2 separate regions of the Homo sapiens genome follow, and region 2 is linked to region 1. A link is an interaction called in ENCODE POLR2A ChIA-PET data of the cell type or tissue named here. Cell type or tissue: Panc1. All regions are shown on one strand. Links, peaks and the distances in the headings refer to the core of each region. The heading gives the core; the rest is flanking DNA.

Evidence for each region. Peaks named below come from ENCODE experiments on the same cell type or tissue, not always from the same donor. Only the 100,000 strongest peaks of a DNase experiment are listed, where the experiment ranks them.
Region 2: POLR2A ChIA-PET joins it to region 1 with 16 read pairs; 2 of 35 experiments call an interaction of 5 or more read pairs at or near these places.

Annotation. Positions count from the first base shown.
Region 1 is chr3:50,594,587-50,608,062 of GRCh38, forward strand. It overlaps CISH (cytokine inducible SH2 containing protein), which reads right to left. Exons shown (of 3, transcript NM_145071.4): 3 at 11,903-13,476. The coding sequence ends at 13,021. HEMK1 (HemK methyltransferase 1, mitochondrial release factors N(5)-glutamine) reads left to right here. Exons shown (of 11, transcript NM_016173.5): 11 at 1-1,580. Among named protein-coding and RNA genes, the nearest start is that of CISH, 10 kb to the right of the region's middle. RefSeq lists an enhancer at 4,461-8,141 and a silencer at 10,664-10,713. In Panc1, for the core only: no CTCF peak of the experiment used is centred there; no DNase peak of the experiment used is centred there.
Region 2 is chr3:50,289,255-50,294,346 of GRCh38, forward strand. It overlaps IFRD2 (interferon related developmental regulator 2), which reads right to left and starts at 3,175. Exons shown (of 12, transcript NM_006764.5): 1 at 2,963-3,175; 2 at 1,306-1,425; 3 at 1,134-1,218; 4 at 916-1,040; 5 at 675-832; 6 at 458-508; 7 at 193-374; 8 at 1-106. The coding sequence starts at 3,020. It overlaps HYAL3 (hyaluronidase 3), which reads right to left. Exons shown (of 4, transcript NM_003549.4): 3 at 4,378-4,467; 4 at 3,578-4,261. The coding sequence ends at 3,992. RefSeq lists a silencer at 2,884-3,093 and enhancers at 3,474-3,663, 4,054-4,609. In Panc1, for the core only: no CTCF peak of the experiment used is centred there; a DNase peak (open chromatin) is centred at 3,277; H3K4me3 peaks cover 1,859 bases; H3K27ac peaks cover 1,702 bases.

The sequences.
Region 1 (13,476 bases), core at 10,977-13,476:
GTGAGCTGAGGTTTTCTCTGCTGCAGAGGCCAGGTGGGTAAGTAACCAAAAGTGCCTGAGAGCTAATCCCCTGGAGCAGCCTGAAACCAAGGAAGACAGAGAGTTGGTAGACACATGCCCAGCTCCCTCACCCCTTGGGTGGGACAACCGTGGCTTGTGTTTTCTGCCAGCTCCCAACTGAAGACTGAGCCTCAGTTGCCTACAGAAGGAACCCACTCATAAACCCACCTACCTCCTTTGGCTTCCTTTCCTTCCCTGTCTCACCCCCTCTCCCATTTTATATCAATAAGTGTGAAGGCTGAGATTTTATCCGACTTTCTTTTTTTTTTTTTGAGACAGAGTCTCATTCTGTTGCCAGGCTGGAGTGCAGTGGCGTGATCTTGGCTTACTGCAACCTCTGCCTCCCAGGTTCAAACGATTCTCCTGCCTCAGGCTCCCGAGTACTGGGACTACAGGTGCGCACCACCACACCCAGCTATTTTGTATTTTTAGTAGAAACAGGGTTTCACCATGTTGGCCAGGATGGTCTCAATCTCTTGACCTCATGGTCTGCCCACCTCGGCCTCCCAAAGTGCTGGGATTACAGGAGTGAGCCACCGCGCCCGGCTTATCCGACTTTGAAGCAAACAAGTTAGTCTATCATAGTCTATCATATTCTCAAGGATCATGGCAGAAGGCACAGAACTCTGGGTTCAGAAACAGACAACAGATTATTGTTTACAGTAACGGCAGTAGACAGAGTAAAAGCATTTTCTTGCACCACTTCCCTGAACCGCAGTTCCTACAGAGTGATGTGATGATGGCCCGGTGATGCCTGCATATGCATTGGGTTGCACTACGGTGGAGAAACTGCATGCTGAATTTAGGGGACCCACGTCTTTTATAATAAGCTGCAAGCAAACCTGCCCAGGTGGGAGATGTTATCTTTAGTATACGGGACAATAAAATCTGCCTTTTGCTCTGGAGGGAGATACTACCTCTATCTTCTAAGGTTACTCACTATAATAATCACCCTTGTAAAGATTATTTAGAACAAGGGCAACCAGTGCCTCTACTGGCAAGTGTGCAGAAATAGGAGAGAACCATGGGGAATTGTCTCTCAATACCTTACTGGTGCTTCTTGGCATTACTTCCCAAATAATCTATTTGCATTTGGATGCTTGTCTCAGAGTGGTTTCTGCAGGAAAAAACCCAAGATAGAGAGACAACACTATATAGGCATCGATGTATTTCTGGGGTGACTCTCTTTCCTCCAGACCTCTCCTGCAAACAACGCAGGGGAGCCACGCAAAGGAAGAGGTTTCCACACCTGGGATTGATACTGCTGGGACTCCAGGGCAGGTGCTCTAAAGGACTCTTAGAATTTCATTTTTAATGTTTAATATTTGGTCCATCTAGAATTTATGGTGGAAGGTGTGAGGTAGACGTTGCACTTTTTTTTCCTTCCAAATTGCTCCAATATCACTTACTGGAAATTGTGCTTTGTCTGTTACCACTCTCTTCTAATCTGCCTGTGGCCTGTTCCTTAGAGTGTATCACAAACATACAAGTGATCAATTTCCAATAAATTGATTAAAGAATTCATGTGCATTCCCATTTTGTCAAACCACTGATTTGACACTCAGTGCTGATGCAGTGTGAGACAAACCCAAACACCCACTGTCATGATAGCACCGTTCAGGTTCTAGGGCAATGCATGGAGGTTGTGCTTTTGCTAACTGCAGAGCAAACACTACTTCAGCCTTCACAGAGAATTTAACTGTGAATAGTGAAGATTTCTTTTCTTCTCTCTGTTTCTTTTTGAGAAGAGTTTTGCTCTGTCACCCAGGCTGGAGTGTAGTGGCACAATCATGGCTCACTGCAGCCTCGAAATCCTGGGCTTAAGTGATCCTTTGGCCTCAGCCTCCCAAGTAGCTGAACTACAGACATGCACTGCCATGTGTGGCTAATTTTTAAAATATTTTTTGTAGAGAAAGGGTCTCACTATGTTGCCCAGATTGGTCTCAAACTCATGGACTCAAGCGATCCTCCCACTTTGGCCTCCCAAAGTGCTGGGATTACAAGTGTGAGCCACCACACTCTGCTAAGATTTCTTTTCATAAAAACATTTAGCAATATTTAATAACAATTTCAAAAAGTTAAGTAAAATTTTAGTTTTAAATCTTAATTTAAATTTTAATACAAGTATAACTTATAGTTTGTTTTGCCTCAATTTTACTAAGTGATTTTGATTATTTTAAAAATAACTTTTTAGGCTGGGTGTGGTGGCTAACGCCTGTAATCTCAGCACTTTGGGAGGCTGAAATGGGTGGATCGCTTGAGCTCAGGAGTTCAAGACCAGCCTGAGCAATGTGGTGAAACCCTATCTCTATAAAAAATACAAAAATTAGCCAGGTGTGCTGGTGGGTGCCTGTCGTCCCAGCTACTTGGGGAGGCCGAGGTGGGAGGATCCCTTGAGCCCAGGAGTTTGAGGTGTCACTGAGCTATGATCACACCACTGCGCTCTAGCCTGGGTGACACAGCAAGACCCCCCCGCCAAAAAAAATAATTAAAATTAAGGCCAGGCACAGTGGCTTACATCTGAAGTCCCAGCGCATTGAGAAGCTGAGGCAGGAGAATCCCTTGAGCCCAGGAGTTTGAGAGTAGCCTGGGAAACATGGCAAAACTCCATCTGTACAAAAAATACAAAAAAATTAGTGGAGTGTGGTGGCACACATCTGTAGTACCAGCTACTTGGGAGGCTAAGGTGGGAGGATCACTTAAGCCCAGGAGGTCAAGGCTACAGAGAGCCAAGATTACACCACTGCACTTCAGCCTGGGCAAAAGAGTGAGACCCTGTCTCAAAAAATAATAATAATAATTAAATTAATTTTAAAATAACAATAACTTTTTGGACTATATCATCTTTTGAAATTTTGACATATCTCATTTAATTTAACATATTTTTGTGTTCTTTGAATGTAATATTTTATTTCATTATTTAATTAATTAATTTATTTTTTTGAGATGGAGTTTCACTCTTGTCACCCAGGCTGGAGTGCAATGGTGTGGATCTCGGCTCACTGCAACCTCTGCCTCCTGGGTTCAAGAAATTCTCCTGCCTCAGCCTCCCAAGTAGCTGGGATTACAGGTGTGTGCCACCATGCCTGGCTAATTTTTGTATTTTTAGTAGAGATGAGGTTTCACCATGTTGGCCAGGCTGGTCTTGAACTCCTGACCTCAGGTGATCCACCTGCCTTGGCCTCCCAAAGTGCTGGGATTACAGGTGTGAGCCACCACACCTGGCCAATATTTTATTTTAGTCTTTTTAAAAATTATTATTTTTTTTATAGACAGGGTCTTGCTCTGTTGCCCAGTCTGGAGTACAGTAGTATAGTCATAGCTTACTGTAAACTTGAACTCCTGCCTCAAGCAATCCTGTCACTTTGGTTTCTCAAAGCTCTGGGATTACATGTGTGAGCCACCATGCCCAGCCTTATTTTAATCTTTTTAATCATTACTATGAAAAGAACAGTAATAGTGTAGAAGTCTTGACTGTAACAACATAATCAATCATTTTACTAGACTAAAGACGAGGAGAATCAATGTTACAGAATAAATACAGAATATCTTAGGCATCAGGCAAGTCTTCATTCTCTCACTTAAACCTCAGGTCACTGAACACCTGGACATGAGTGATAATTACTAAGTTTCATCATTTTGGATATCTGCTGACTTTCAGATATATAAAAACTGTAGATTTACAGATGTTTTTACTCCTATGAAAGCTTATTTGTTCAGTAGGAGGATAGAACACATTTCATTAGCAGCTTGATTTATGGTTGTTTAATATTTAGATTCTGGTATGTGAGCCTCCACTTGTCCTTTTGCCTGGAGCACTGCAAACATCAAGGCCTATGCTCCAGTGTGCCCACAGGTACTTCTTGCTGCAATAGAGACCAGAGAAAGAGCTCTTCTGGGGCTCATGTCTCCATGGGCTCATGGTGAAGTGGGAGCTGGAGGGGTGAGTTGGGATCCAGGGGAAGACTCCGAGGAGAAACAAAAATCACCAAGTCTACACATTTCCTCCTTACAACGATTCCATAAGGCAAGTGATAACATTGTCCCCAAAGTAGAGGTGGAGGCCCGGTGCAGTGGCTCACGCCTGTAATCCCAGTGCTTTGGGAGGCCGAGGGAGGAGAATTGCTTGAGCCCAGGAGTTCAGACCAGCCTGGGCAACATGGTGAAACTAGATCTGTACAAAAAATTAGTGGGGTGTGGTGGCACACACCTGTAGTCTCAGCTACTTGGGAGACTGAGGTGGGAGGATCGCTTGAGCTCAGGAGGTAGAGGCTGCAGTGAGCCGAGATTGTGCCACTGGACTCCAGCCTGGGCAACAGGGTGAGACCCTGTCTCAAAACCAAACCAAACCAAACACCAAAAACAGAGTGGGAAACTGAGGCTCAGAGTGGGTTCATGACTTGCTCAAGTCACGATGCAGGATACCTAGCTCTAGAACCACCTGCAGCAGGGCACCGGTGTCCCCTGCAAACCCATAGCTCTTTTCACTCAGGTCACGTGGGTCCCAGGTCAACTTCATCCACAGCAGGTTCTTTCCAGCCACAGCCAGCCTGACCTGGGTGCAGGCATCAAGGCCTCTAAGTGACAGAGAATGCAGCACTCCCACCCACTGCCAGCTGCCCCAGGTAGCTTCTGAGAACTGGCCACTGCAGAGTACAAGCACAGCAATGACCTGTGTCCTTGGGCTGCCCCACTGCCCTCCTACAGGGGAGGGAGGACCTCTCTGCCATAGCCCCACCTCACAGCTGCCACCCACCCACTGGGTCCTAGCCCTTCTTAACGCCAGCATTGTCCCCATCTTCTCTGTGACATTGGGGTGGATGGGTAGCACGCTTGGCGCTGTGCTCAGTGAGGGCCAAGGAGTGACCTGAGGGTGGGAGGAGAGAGGCAAGTTCTTGCCGACACCCCGTCCAGCCTTGGCCAGGGGAGGTTCTCCATTCTGAAGGTAAAGGGGTCATGAGTGGTTAAAAGGTTGTCCTAGTGCCTCCCAGCTATGTGACCCTGACCTGCTCACTCAGCACCCTCAGCCATACTTCCAGGCCCCTGCTCTAACAATGCTGCTCCTGGGATCCTGTGATGGGAACACTCATGGCCATTCCCTTGAAATGTGGCCAGACTTCAACCCAGTCCCAGACAGTTGTCAGTGCCCACTCACTGCAGCCTCTCCTCTGCATTCTCCAGGCTATTTTCCAAAAGGCCAGATGCATGTCCTGGGTGGCTTGATGCTGAAGCTGGGGCCTGGGCCCCCTGCTGTGGGACAGGGAAGTGTGGGTGAGACAAGGCTGTCCTGAAGGAGTGACTAGAGCCAGAGGCTGCCCACCAGCAAAGGGGGCTCAGTGAGCAGGGCCTGGCACTGCTGACCCCACCTTGTTTTCCCTCCTACTCTCCCTTGGTGCTTCACACCCCCGGCTGCTCACTGGCCTAGGCAGGACACTCCTGTCTAACCTCCTGCTTTCACTGTGGACCCACACCCACACGCTGCCTCCATAGGTACACATGCCCTTTTTTTCTCTACTAACACCTGTTTCTCGTCGTCCACTCTGCCAGGCTGGACACCGGGCACTTCAGAGGTCATGCCAGATCCAGCACCGGGATGGAGGAGTCTAAGGAGGCACCTGCAGTCAGGGAGGGCTTCCTGGAGGCAGAGACCGAAGCTAAGGGCTCAGTACCCTCTCCCCCCACTTACCCCAGGTCACTGGCTGTCCTCTGAGCCTCACTCCCTGGAAGGGCCAGCAGGTTCCAGGAAGTGTCCCCTCGCCCTGCAGTGCTGGTTCCAAGAACTGCAGCTCTTGGCAGCATTTGCTTAGGATCCTTTCCTAGAACTTGAGACCTGCTCTGCCCAGACTGCTGGGGTCTCAGAGGGCAGCCAGTGGGGGTAGTGGGGGAAGGGGGTGCACTGGGAGGTGCCTCTGCAGGTAGAACATTCCATGGACCAAACATTGGGAGGTGGGCCTAGGCTGTCAGCCGGGAGTGGTTGGCCACACTAGGGTGGTCAACACCTCCAACAGGAGGTCGGTGAAATGCAGGTGCTTTGACTGCAGTCAACCATGGGGTGCGGGCCCATGAGTTCTCCCTGCACAAGAAGGAGGCTCATTCCCTTGGTCCAGAACTTCCACCAGCTTGCCACATGCCACCCTCCACCCCCCGACTCTACTCCCCCCACTAGCCTGGCACCAGGGTCCCATCCCATAGAGAATCAGCACAGGCCTTACCCTCAGAATAGGCCCTCATCAGATAACCTCCAGAGGACAGGCCAGGGTGCAGGACAGGCAGGTTCTGAGCAGGGAAGGGGGATGGGATCGTCTTGGGGCCCTTGGAAGGCCATGACACTTGTGTTATTAATCCTGTTATAATTTTACCTTTCCTGGTTAGAACTGAATAAATTACCCCACCTCACACCCCCCAGCAAAGTTGGGTCGGGTGAATGAGGGACAGGCCCTGGTAAGTGGTCAAGGACAGGGCCCTACTTCCCTCAAGGTCACCAGGCCTCCCCCTGGGGCGTGTCCTCCACCCGCCACTTCTGAGCTGGCACCAGGCCTGCCCAGCCGCCTGGGACCTGCCAGATCACGTTGAGCAACCAGTTCCTGAGAAGCGTTGAAGGCAGTGTGGTTTAAAATTAACTCCCCCGCTCCCCCTCCCGCCTGCGGCCTCCTCTGAGTTCTTGGAAGCGGCGCTCTGCTCTTCCTGGGAAGAGGCCTCCAGCCCCAGCTGCTGCAATTCTGGCGAAAACACCTCACCCAGGCTGGGGGTGGGGGGTGCCCACGCCAGGCCTTCTCTGCCCTACACAAGGCCCAGGGATCCTCTGGAAGCTAGCACCCACCCTAGTTACTCACTGAGACCCAGAAGAGAAAGGGGGTGATTGTCAAGGTGCTGGGAGGAGGTGCTCCTGCCCCCAAAGCCCACAGCTCCCAACCAGGCACCTCTGGGTAGGAGAGAAAGTGAATTGATCCCACAACAGCAAACCCAGGACCCTGGCCTACTTTGAGCCATATATGTCCTGGCGAGATGCAGCAACTTCCTAGGGCCACCCAGCTTTGCCTGCCCTTATAAGCTCAGCTTGCCCACTAGGTGCCAGGCTGATGGTGCTGATCTGGCAAGGATGCCCGGGAGCACGCCCCCGCAGGCATGCACACACCTGGGTTAACAGTGATCTCTGCCAGGATCTCTCCTTTTCTCTCACCCACACCCCTCAAACTGCCCTTGGAACACCTCTCCTCCTGGTTAAGCCTCATTTTCTCATGTCTCGTGGGCTCCGTGTCCCTGGGGCTTTGGGGGAAATGTTTCCTGAGAACCTACTCTCCCAGCAGCTCCTCCTCCCACAGCCATCCACTGGAAGGAGCTGAGAAAAACAAAGGAATGTTGGCCAAGTGGAAAGGTCAGCACAAGCATGCGTGCGCGCGTGCGCGCGCACACACACACACACACACACACACACACACACACACACACACACACACACACACACACAAGTGATGTCACTGATGTGGGGCTGGTGGGGGTGGGAGCAGTGAAGTGCTTCCTGGGAGGAGGCTGAGGGCTGAGAGGCACTTTGAAGAACAGAGCTTTGGCCCAGTCTGGACTATGAGTGCAATCCCCACCTCTGGTGGAGGAGCCCAGCTCTGGTGACAGGAAGGGCCCCATCTGGCTCATGGGTGCTGGGTGTGGGGAGAGTCCCTGGAGCAGGACTCTGCCTGAGGAGCATTTGCTGGATACCACCCTCCCCACCAGGCATGTCATCAGGGCATCATCGGTGCCAGCGCAAGCATCTCACTAGTAGGGTCTGTGTGGGTGAGACAGTCCTGGAGGGCTGCCTGGAGGAGTCATGGCAATCCTAGGTTCCCATAGCCCTCAGAGGCCCTGCCTGTTTTAATGAGGCCCGGGCCATGGAAGCAACTCTCTTTCCACTGAGCAGGAAGCTTTGACCACATCAGAAAAGCTCCCCTTCCCTGGGCCTGCTGTGTCTCCTCCTGCTCAGAGATGAGCATCGGTTTCCATTCACTCCCCATTCCCCAGCATCCAGGCCCAGCCACTCTCCAACCACTCTGAGGTCTGCATTCTGACCAAAATCAAACCTCCAGGGACCTCCTCTAGCTTGAGTCTCAGACGTGGGAACTCCAGCCTGCTGCCCCAGAGTGACTCTTGGAGTGACCCCTTGGGTGGTCCACGGGAGCCAGGGAGGGATAGGGAGGACACATCCACCATGAGAGGCTGTTGAATTTCCGGCAAAGCTCAAGTCTACTTTATCTTAAAACTGGTCTAGCAGGTTGGTGTCAAAGGCTGCCCAGGCTTGCACAGGGCCTACTTCTCCTGGAGGAAGAGGGCCTTTATGAGAGCTGGAGAAGTCTGGGATGTCCTATGCACAGACCCTGAGTCTTCCTGCCTTCGTAGTCAGGCCTCTAGGCCTTTAGGCCCCCGGCCCCTCGCCTTCCACTTCACTGTGGGCAACCGTGCAGGACGGGAGGGTCCCCATCTGAGAGTGAGGTGGGCCTAGTCATGGACCCCAGCCCCACTCAGCTGTGTGTCCAGCCTTGGCCAGGAGAGATTTGCTCAGTCAGTAGATTAAAAGTCCAGCCTAGGTGCAGGGACCTAGTGAGATGTACACACTGGCACCAATGATACCCCAGTGGTATGTCTGGAAGGGGGGTGGTATCCAGCAAACACTCCTTGGGGGCAACAAGAAATACCTAGATGGCTTAGCAGCATTTCTGTCCGAAGGTTGTTCCAGAGGGAGGCTTGTGAATCCAGGGAGGGACGCCACACAGGATCAATCTCCAAACCCATTTCCCACCTGGAGGCAGAATCCTCTAGGGCCCAGCCCCCAGACCCCCTCCTCCAGAAAGCCCTCCTGAATCTCCCCATCCTCCTGCATGCCTTCTGAACCTGTGGGTGCCTAGGCTTTAGCAAGCCAGACCCTTGGAGGCAGAATAGAGCAGTGGTTATTCCAAACAATGTCTGGAATCAGGATGTGAACTCTGGCTCTGCCTCTCACCACCCCTCTCTGAGGCCTTCCCTCTTCAGCTGTAGATGAGGACAACCTCTGCTAGTGGGGTAGGAACCCAACCCAGAGTCACAGAGTTGCTGCCCTCACCTCTTTCTGCCCCCGCTCCCACACTCTACCCTCCAGATCCTTCTTTCTGGCCTCTTGCCTCCAGGCCCTCATGAGTACAGATACCTCCCTTAGAAATGAGGGTCAGATCACAGCACTCCCCTGCTAGGCTCTGAAGAGGTGCTTTGCCATCCTCAAATAAAATCCACCTGCTTCCTTTGCCCTTCCCACCCCTCCTGGGCAGCCATTCTGGGCTCTAGGTCTCTGCCTCAGGGCCACTGCACTTGTAGTTCCTTTCACCTGGGACATCCCTTCTGCAAGTTGTCTGCATGGCCAGCTCCTGCTCATTGCCTGGGTCTCCAGGCTCAGTGCCACCCAAAGCTGCAGAGCTATCCCCAACGCCCTCCCAGCTGCAGGGTGTCCCCATTCCCAAAGTTACTCTTCCCACCCCCACTGCTTTTCTTTCTTTACACTCTCAAAGCTTGTCCTATGCACCCATTTGTTCACTAGTTCACTCTCTGTCTCTCCCGCTAGCCCACGAGCCCAATGAGTATGGGGACCGTGTCTGTCTTGTTCCCTGCTGTCTCCAGGACCTAGATGGAGTCTGGCCCAGTTGGTGCCTTTGGAGCACATGTGCTGGTGGAGGACTTAATGATAAAGTGTGACCTTCGTTACTGTTTGTATGTTGTGCAGGGTCCTTGCACCCACCAGAAGGCTCATCCCTTTGTTCCTGGCTAGTGTCAACATGTGTGCCCCTTTTACTAGGCCAGGACCACACAGTGGTGATCACGTTGGCCAGAGGATCTTCAGCATCTGTTAGGCTGAGTCTCTGATTGGGGTCTGGGCAGGCATCATTCACTGCCCTGGCAGGGAAACAAGAAAAGAAGATGGAACCTGGAACCTGTTGGGGGTCAGAAGTAGCTGGCAGCCCCTCCCCAGACAGGAGCCGGGCCCTGGCTTGAGCTGAGGCCAGGGTGAAGAGAACAGGACCTTGGTGGCCAGGCCAGTGGCCAAGAGCTCTCAGCAGGCAGGGATACCAGGAGATAGAAAACAGCATCCAAGAGCAACTTGCCTGGAAGCCACCATCCCTGTCCTCCCCATCTCATGTAGTAATCCGGGGGACAAAAGGTCAGTCAGGACCCCCCAGGGTTAGCTCTGCCCTGAGCCCCACTTGTTGAGTGGCCGTGGTCAGCCCCTTCCCTGCTCTGAGCCTCGGTTTCCTCATCTGTGTAGCGTGGGTAATATTTGGACTTCACTCCCAAAGTTGTGGTGAGTGCTACATGAGGTGCAAGCCCTCGCCCCATGCCCAGCACCTGGCAGGCACCTTGAGACATTTCTCTCTGTGTACAAAGCAGTTTTCTGTGCTTCCTCTAGCCACAGCAGCTTTCTGTCCAGGCTGCAGCACCAGGTGAGGAACAGCTTGACACTGGCCCCTCTGTATCCACTACCCATCCGCTAGGTGACTCAAATCTAGGGGTGAAGCAGACAGAGGGGTTACCTCAGGCATTCTGGAAGCAATGAAGCAGCTGAAATTCAGACTGAAGGAATGAGGAACTGTAAATACCCCTGGCTGGGTCATGGTGACCTGGAGGAAGCGTGCCATCTGGCCCTACAGACAGCCAAGCGCTCAGGCCGCCGCCAGTAACAGGGAAGGCACGTGGCTGGCCACCTGGGTCTGGGCACCACATCCAGGAAAGACAGCCCTCCCTCCATCACCCACCTCTTGCTCACTCTCACCTAACGTCAGACCTATTCTTTGCCATGACTGCCTCCATGTCCCCAGGGTCCTGTGTGAACTCCATGGTTCTTGCTGTCTATCCTCGTCCTTACCCCTCCCTGTAATCAGCCTGTCACTCCTCACCCCTCCTTGCTCTCAACCTGCCAACAAGTGTCTCTTCTACTCTAAGACTTCTAATTGCTTGAGGGCTAAGACAACAGGAAGGTTAGGATTGTTTCCAGAATAAAGGTTAGAAAGCTTTAGAGAAGCTTTCCTGTGGGGCCCTCAAGCAAAGGTGCGGAAAACTTCGGGACACAGGAAGATCTCAACAGATAGTGTTCCAAAGTCAGACTGTCCGGTAATGGAGGGTGTTTTCATTGAAATTGCTCTTCCACACACTTTTGGTGTGCTGAACCCTGAGAGAGAAGAAAGGATCCCCCAATCCCAACCAGTCTGGACTAGAACCCGGACACCTCCGCCCCAGGTCAGACTCTGCCAGCTCACTGGCCCCTACCCCGATTCAATTGCCCTGCCCCACTGCACAGAGCAAGCCCTCTTCAGTTCTGTGTGTCAGGAACACGTGCCTCCCAGTCATGCCTTGGTGCCTTTGCACTCACTGTACCTTCTTCCTGGGAGAACCAGCCCTGACTTCTCTGACTACTAGTTTCCTCATCTCAAGACACTGACCCCAGGAGTAGTCCACAGCTCTCTCTCCCTGGGTATTCTCCACTTGCGATTTGGAGTTGGCATTTCTTGTTTACACATCTCTCAGGGCTGATGCACCTCTGCCACCCTCCCCCGAGCCCTCGCCTGGCAGTGGCCAGGGCAGTCACCCTGCAGGCAGTCTAACTGGCCTTTGTCTCCTAGCTCCCATTTCCCAAGGGGACCCAGGGGAGATGAGAGGAGAGGCTGCTCCCTGTCTCCTCCACTCCTTAATGAGTCCCCAGCAGGGACTGCTCAGCCACATAGAATTTCTGGGCCTCTCCGCTAGCCCAAATATCAAATGGGGGCTAATGATAACAAGATCAAAGGGGACACACTGTGTACACAACTGAAAATCGGCCCCATTGAGGGCTCTGTACATGAAAGGTATCATTTTATTATAGAGGTAATAAAATAAAGAGGTAATAAAGGTATAATGTCATTACAGAAAAATCAGTGGAAGAGAAAAGACCACCAAACTGTTCTTTGCTATAATTATTATTTCATGAAGTCTTATCAGACGTGTATTTCTCTCCTCTCATGTGCAGGCACCTTCCTGGGCAGGAAGCAGACCTAGCAGAACTGCAGTGGCGGCCCTCAAACCAGCACCCCCTCTTCCTGACAGCACAGGCACTCCCCCCGGGGCCTGCGCCACAGTGAGACCAGCTCTATGCAGATACAGCTCTGTCCTGTGAGGGGGTGAGACACAGGCTCTGCTGGGGACTGAGGCTCCGGCTGCATTTTCTTACCTATTGTAGTTGTCCATCCTCCCCAAATATGGCTGGGGGCAGAAGAGAGTGGACACATTCACAGACGGGTGGGTCAGTACCAGGACATCCAGGATTGCCTTGGTTCCAGCAAGATGTCTCAGGATGGGCTTTCCACAGGGAAGAACCAGAGAAGCCAGGGCAGAGTTGGGGTCTCTGGACTACCAGGGCTCAGGGCATAGAGGTGGGGTTGGCTCGCCCCTGACACCAACCCCAAGGAGAATAAATAAATAAATAGTGTATAATTGTGCAGTCCCCTAGCCTGGCTTACCCCTCAACAAGGGGTCACTAGTCACTGTCGATCTCAGTTCCTCTGCATGTCATCCTCCCAGAAACAGAGGCTGGCTGCCAGTAGGGGTCCTACCCGACCCTGGGGATTGAAAAACCAGGGCTGAGAGTGCCCATACAGTTCAGGTGGCCAGGGCAGGCAAGCGAGTGGAGGTCTGGGCCCAGCCCACAGGTGAGACAAGGTCCTGCCTGTCTCCCCATCCTCTGACACATGGCTCAGTATAATGAAGCCACATGCGGCCTGGGGGCATTTACCTCCAAGTTGTGTGACACCTCCCCTCTCCCATGCCTTGCTCTTGCTGGCTCTTCCTGGGCCAGCTGCCAGAGGTATGCAGGCACCAGGATGCCTGGAGGAGGGACAGTGGGGGCCCAAGTCCAGCTGGGGCTGATGTCCCCTCCAGGGTGCGACTGGGTGAGGGTGGGCAGATTGCCCCGTACAGTCAGAGCTGGAAGGGGTACTGTCGGAGGTAGTCGGCCATGCGCCGGGGCAGTGGCAGGCAGTCCACGTCGGCCACCAGACGGTTGATGACAAGGCGGCACAGGTGTTGCAGGCTGCGGGCACTGCTTCTGCGTACAAAGGGCTGCACCAGTTTTAGGTGTACAGCAGTGGCTGGTGGAGGAGCAGGCAGTGCTGGGTCACTAGGCGCATCCTCCTTAGGCATAGGCAGGGCCGGGGTGGGAGCAGGATCGGGGCTGTCGCTTCGGGTATCAGCAGTGCAGGAGGCCACATAGTGCTGCACAAGGCTGACCACATCCGGAAAGGCCAGGATGCGTGGCCTGGACAAGCAGTTGGAGTCCAGACGGAAGCTGGAGTCGGCATACTCAATGCGTACATTGGTGGGGCCACGAGTGGTTTTCACTGACAGCGTGAACAGGTAGCTGGGGTGCGTGCTGTC
Region 2 (5,092 bases), core at 1,783-4,282, 310 kb before region 1:
CTCAAGGTCCCGGGCAAGCTCAAAGAGCAGTGCAATGGTTTCACCGGCAGCGATCCGCAGGTTCACACTTTCACTGGACAAGAGCTGGGGCAGCCGGGGCAGCTGCCTAGGGAAGGGGCAGGCTGAGCTATATGTGTGGCTTGGGGGCCTCTTTGAGATCCCCTCCCCCTCCCAGTGGACAGCCACCCCTACCTGTCAAGGATGTGGCTGATTTGGGTGCTAGGGCAGATGGTGAGCAGCAATGCCCAGGCCTGCAGGGCAGCAGAGAGCAGGCCGTGCAGGCTGGCAGGAACCACAGGACTTGTGGAGCTGCCCCCCAAGCCATAGAACCGGCTGAAAACACTTTCTAAGCAGGCAAGGCAAGAGACCAGGTCCTAGGAGCACAGAGAGGCAGGGGAGCTCAGAGGCAGAGTTACAGCCCTAGATGCTCTACCACCTGTGCCCAAAGACCCCTCACCTGGATGTCAGCGGCAGCCACGTAGCAGCCCAGGCCAAGGGCAGAAGCACACTGTTGGGAGAAGGGCAATGCAATGCCACGGTCAGCGGGTGAACCTGGGTTCCCAGCCCTGGAGCTCACTCCCCTCAGAGTAAAGGAGGCTGAAGATAGGGGGAACCCACCACTCTGCTGAGGGATAAGGTGCAGGAAGGGTTTCATGGGGCACAGGCACACTCACGTGGAGCCGGGCAGCAGGGCTAGCTGTGCTGTCACTGAGCACAGAGACCAGCAGAGGCTGCAGGCTGTGAAACAGCTCCTCACCCTTAGGTCCAGGGCCCAGCTGCACGCAGAGCAGGCCTAGCACAGCAGCAGCCAGGGCTTGTTCCTCGCCCTTCCCTGTGGGATGCTTTCCAGTCAGCCCATGCAGCAAGGGCCAGTGTCTGCCCAGTTTAAGTCTCCCACACACCCCCAGGTCCAACCTTTCTTGAGGCACTTTTCCAGGGCATCGGCTAGCGTGAGGCGGCGCTCCAGCAAGAAGTCGGGGAGTAGGCGGGACGCTAGGGCCAGGCGCAGGCTCTCAAGAGCACCCTGCCGGGTCTTGGCACTGGGGGAGGTCGAGAAGGGGGGTCATATGGGCCAGCCCTCCCTTGATCACACTTGGAGCTGGGTGTAGGAGTTGGCTGGCAGCCAGGGGTACCTCTTGTCTGTGAGACAGTCCACATACTCCTTCAGCTTTTCCTCAAGGTCTTCCTGCTGGCCCTGCTCATCCACGACATCCCCCCCTGCAAGGCCACCTGGTCAGCACCGCTTCTTGTCCTCAGCCCATGGAGCCCTCACCAAGCCCCTGTCAAACTTCCACCCGCTCTCACCAAGGCTGTCCTCTGCAGTGGTGCTGAGAAGGCTGGGGCATTCACTGGCGGTGCTGCGGGCCTCACTGGCTGCCTCATCGTCACTGGAACCCGAGTCAGCTTGGGCACTGCTCCGGGCACCTGGAGAAGGTGGAATAGGACACTCAACTTGCCTCTACTGATGAGGGATGGCTGGGGGTACCTCACTCGACCTCATAATCCCAAAAGATAGAATGGTGTCCCTCTCAGAGATGAAAAACCAAAGCCAAGGGTCAGTTCAGTAGGGCTGGTGCACTCCTGTGTGTGGGGTCTGTCCAGGGCCAAGGGCTGACATTGGCAAGGTTGGCTGCTGTGGCAGAGTTTTGGACAGGGTGTGATCACCAGGCTGGCCCTACTTCTAAGAACTACTCACACCCCTCATCTGCAGGACAAAGTCCAGCCTGCGCACTGGCCTCTGCTCCCCGCCACCTTTTTTTTTTTTTTTTTTTTTTGAGACAGAGTTTTGCTCTTGTTGCCCAGGCTGGAGTGCAATGACGCCATCTCGGCTCACTGCGACCTCTGCCTCCCGGGTTCCAGTGATTCTCCTGCCTCAGCCTCCCGAGTAGCTGGGATTACAGGCATACGACACCACACCCAGCTAATTTTGTATTTTTAGTAGATAGGGTTTCTCCATGTTGGTCAGGCTGGTCTCGAACTCCTGGCCTCAGGTGATCTGCCTGCCTTGGCCTCCCAAAGTGCTGGGATTACAGGTGTGAGCCACCACGCCCAGCCTGCTCCCATTTTATCTTACTATTCTACCTGCCGGAGCAGCCCAGCCTTCCCTCATTCACTCCACTGCGCTGGGGTCCCTCCAGCTGCCAGGTCTTTGTACAACTTGCTCTCTTCTCCATCCTCTCAGGACTCACCCAGAAGCACTTCCCCCCAGGCCTCCCTGAGTCCTAAGTCTGGGGCTGACACCACTCAGTGAACATGTTCCACACCCTATTAGATGTCCCCCACCCAAAACCCACCATGGTGGTGACCAGTTTAAAGTTGTGCCTAGGTATTTTCCTCCTTCCTGTGCCCGGCCCTCCTCCCTTCCCCCTCAAGAATAAAAATAAATAAATTTGTGCGTGGTAGGCACCCCATCCCAGCAGAGTAAACATATGTGTTTAACGCATTAAGATAGGCTCCTGGTCTAAGCTGATAAGCGAGTCCCAAGACTGCCTCAGGCTCCAGGATACTCAGCTACCTTGTGGAGTCAGGCCTGCCAAGCTGCCAAGGCCCTAACCAGGTAGCTTCCCAACAGAGCCCCCTCCCTCTCTTCACCGGAGCAGGCCAGGACTCCCGCCAACTTCCTTGACCAGTCCAGGAAAGGATCAGGGTTTGGCAAGAGGACTGGCTTCCTGCCCTGTCCGGTGAGTTTGTCCACCCAGCAGGCAACTGAGGCCCGGAGGGGCTGGCCGGGTCACCGCTGGGAGCGCGGACTCCCAACAGGCAGTGGGCAGCGAGCTCAAGTTGGGCACGCACGTGGCCAATGACTGCTGGGGCACGTGCCAGCCTCGGTAGAGTTATGGGAAGCTGCGTGGGGCTGGCCGAGGGGGTTCCCCACCCAGGGCCCTCGAGAACAACCAAGGGGATCCAGCAGGACCCCCGCCCGCCGCTCATACAGCTGTCCCGCGCCCCCCACCCCACTCACCTCCTCCACGGCGCTGACCACCCTTCCGGAGCGTGTTGCCCTTACGGGCGCGAGGCATGCCGGGAACCGGGCGCGGGGGGCGCGGGGTCAGGGACCCGGTGGGTGTGGGCTCCAGGCCAACGAGACGCCGGCCGGTGCGCTGCGCTGAGACTTGGCCAGACGACGGGAGCCACACGCCACGCGCGCCACCATCTTCGCGAGGCGCCCCGCCCTGCCAAACAGGTCGCCGGGAAGGCGAGTTCCAGGCCATCCGATTCAGGCCCACATCCACGAGGCTAAAACTACTAATCCCAGAGGCCTGAGCGCGCAGGCGACGGCGGCTAGCTGCGCGTAGAGCACCATGGGAATGGTAGTCCACGCCTGGGGCCCACCAGCCGACGACGCGCTGGCTGAACTATGCACCCACAATGCCCTGCGCGCGCCCCAGCCCCGCGTCGGGAACAAGTGCACGGTGGTTAACTCCGAAGCGTCCCTCAGTGGAGCACCAAGGCAGGACTGGCTTCTCAGGGCACTTGGCAGCGGGACACTCCAGACGAGACCTACCCCTGCCTGGGTCTGGGGACCATGGGAAGGGCTTAGAGCTTGGGATAACAGGAGCAACAGCCAAACCTCAGGCAGTGGAAAAAAGTGACTTTATGATGAAAGAGTGCAGACAACAGCTTAGCACTTTACCGACCTTCGCCAAGATTTTTTGGGGCCCATCTGCCCGTGCACGGCCCATCTGTGACCTCTCCATGGGCTTAGTGAGGTGTAGGCACAAAGCCCTAGGCTGGCAGCCCTAACTAGCTGGAACCTGACTCTCCCTGGAACTGCTTCCTTGCCATGGAGGACTCACATGATCTCAGAGGGCCTCTGGTTTTATAAGCGTTTTTTCTGGCCCCTTCTACCCCTCAGGGATTCCAAGGGAAGCGGGGTGTGTGCTTGGGAGGGTTGACTGTAAACTGAATAGAGCAAGAGTGGGACAGAGTAGTTCCAGGACTGGAAAAGTGGCAGCAGGGAAAAGAAGAGGCAGTGGCAGGGGCCCTGGCTTTATACTGCTTCTTTAGGCCCAGGCCTGGGCTCCTGGCAGGTGGGGCCAGCCCAGCCCCAGTAACAGTGGCAGCTGAAGGACTTCCAATCTCCAAGGCTGCCGTCTGGCCACAGGTGTAGAAAGGCTTCCATCTGTCCTGGATCTCGCCGGGCACAGCGCCCGTGGCCATGGCACCGCTGGTGACTGCAGGCCATCGCTGCCCTGGTCACATTGATCACATAGGGGCCCAAGGTGTCCACCAGGTAGTCATGGAGATGCCAGCACTCCTCCTGAGGAGAAGGGAAGATATGTGTCAATATGCCTGCTCTATAATCTTGACATGGCCGTCCCCCACCCTGGGACCCCAGCATGTGCTACATGGCAGGCTCAAAGGGGCAATGATCACCTCAGAGCTGGAGAGGCTCAGGTCCCCCCAGAGCACCACGCCGGCTGCCCCTAGTGCTGCACTCACACCAATGGACTGCACAAGGTCATCCTGGAGGCAGAGAGCTGCTAAGCCAGTGCTGGGCTGGCCAGATCCATGTGGGCACACATCCACATTCAAGAAACTCTTCTGGTTCACTGTCACAATCTGATTCTAACTCTACAGTAGGGACTCTCTAGTTTGGTTTGGTTTTAGAGGCGGGGTTTTACTCTGTCATCCAGGCTGGAGTGCAGTGGCATGATCATAGCTCACTGCAGCCTTGAACTCCTGGGATCAAGTAATCCTCCCACCTCAGCCTCCCAAGCAGCTGGGACTACAGGTGCATAACACCTGGCTAATAATTTTTTAGGCTGGGCACAGTGGCTCACACCTGTAATCCCACACTTTGGGAGGCAAAAGCGGGAGAATCACTTGAGCCCAGGAGTTCAATACCAGCCTGGGCAACATGACAAAACCCCATCTCTACAAAAATATAAAAATTAGCTGGGTGTGGTGGTATGCATCTGTAGTCCAGCTATTCGGGAGGAGGCTTAGGTGGGAGGATCACTAGAACCAGGAAGTGAAGGCCGCAGTGAGCTGAGATGGTGCCACTGCACTCCAGCCTGGGCAACAGAGCAAGACTCTGTCTCAAATGTTTTTTTGGTAGAGGTTGGGGTCTCACTATGTTGCCCAGGCT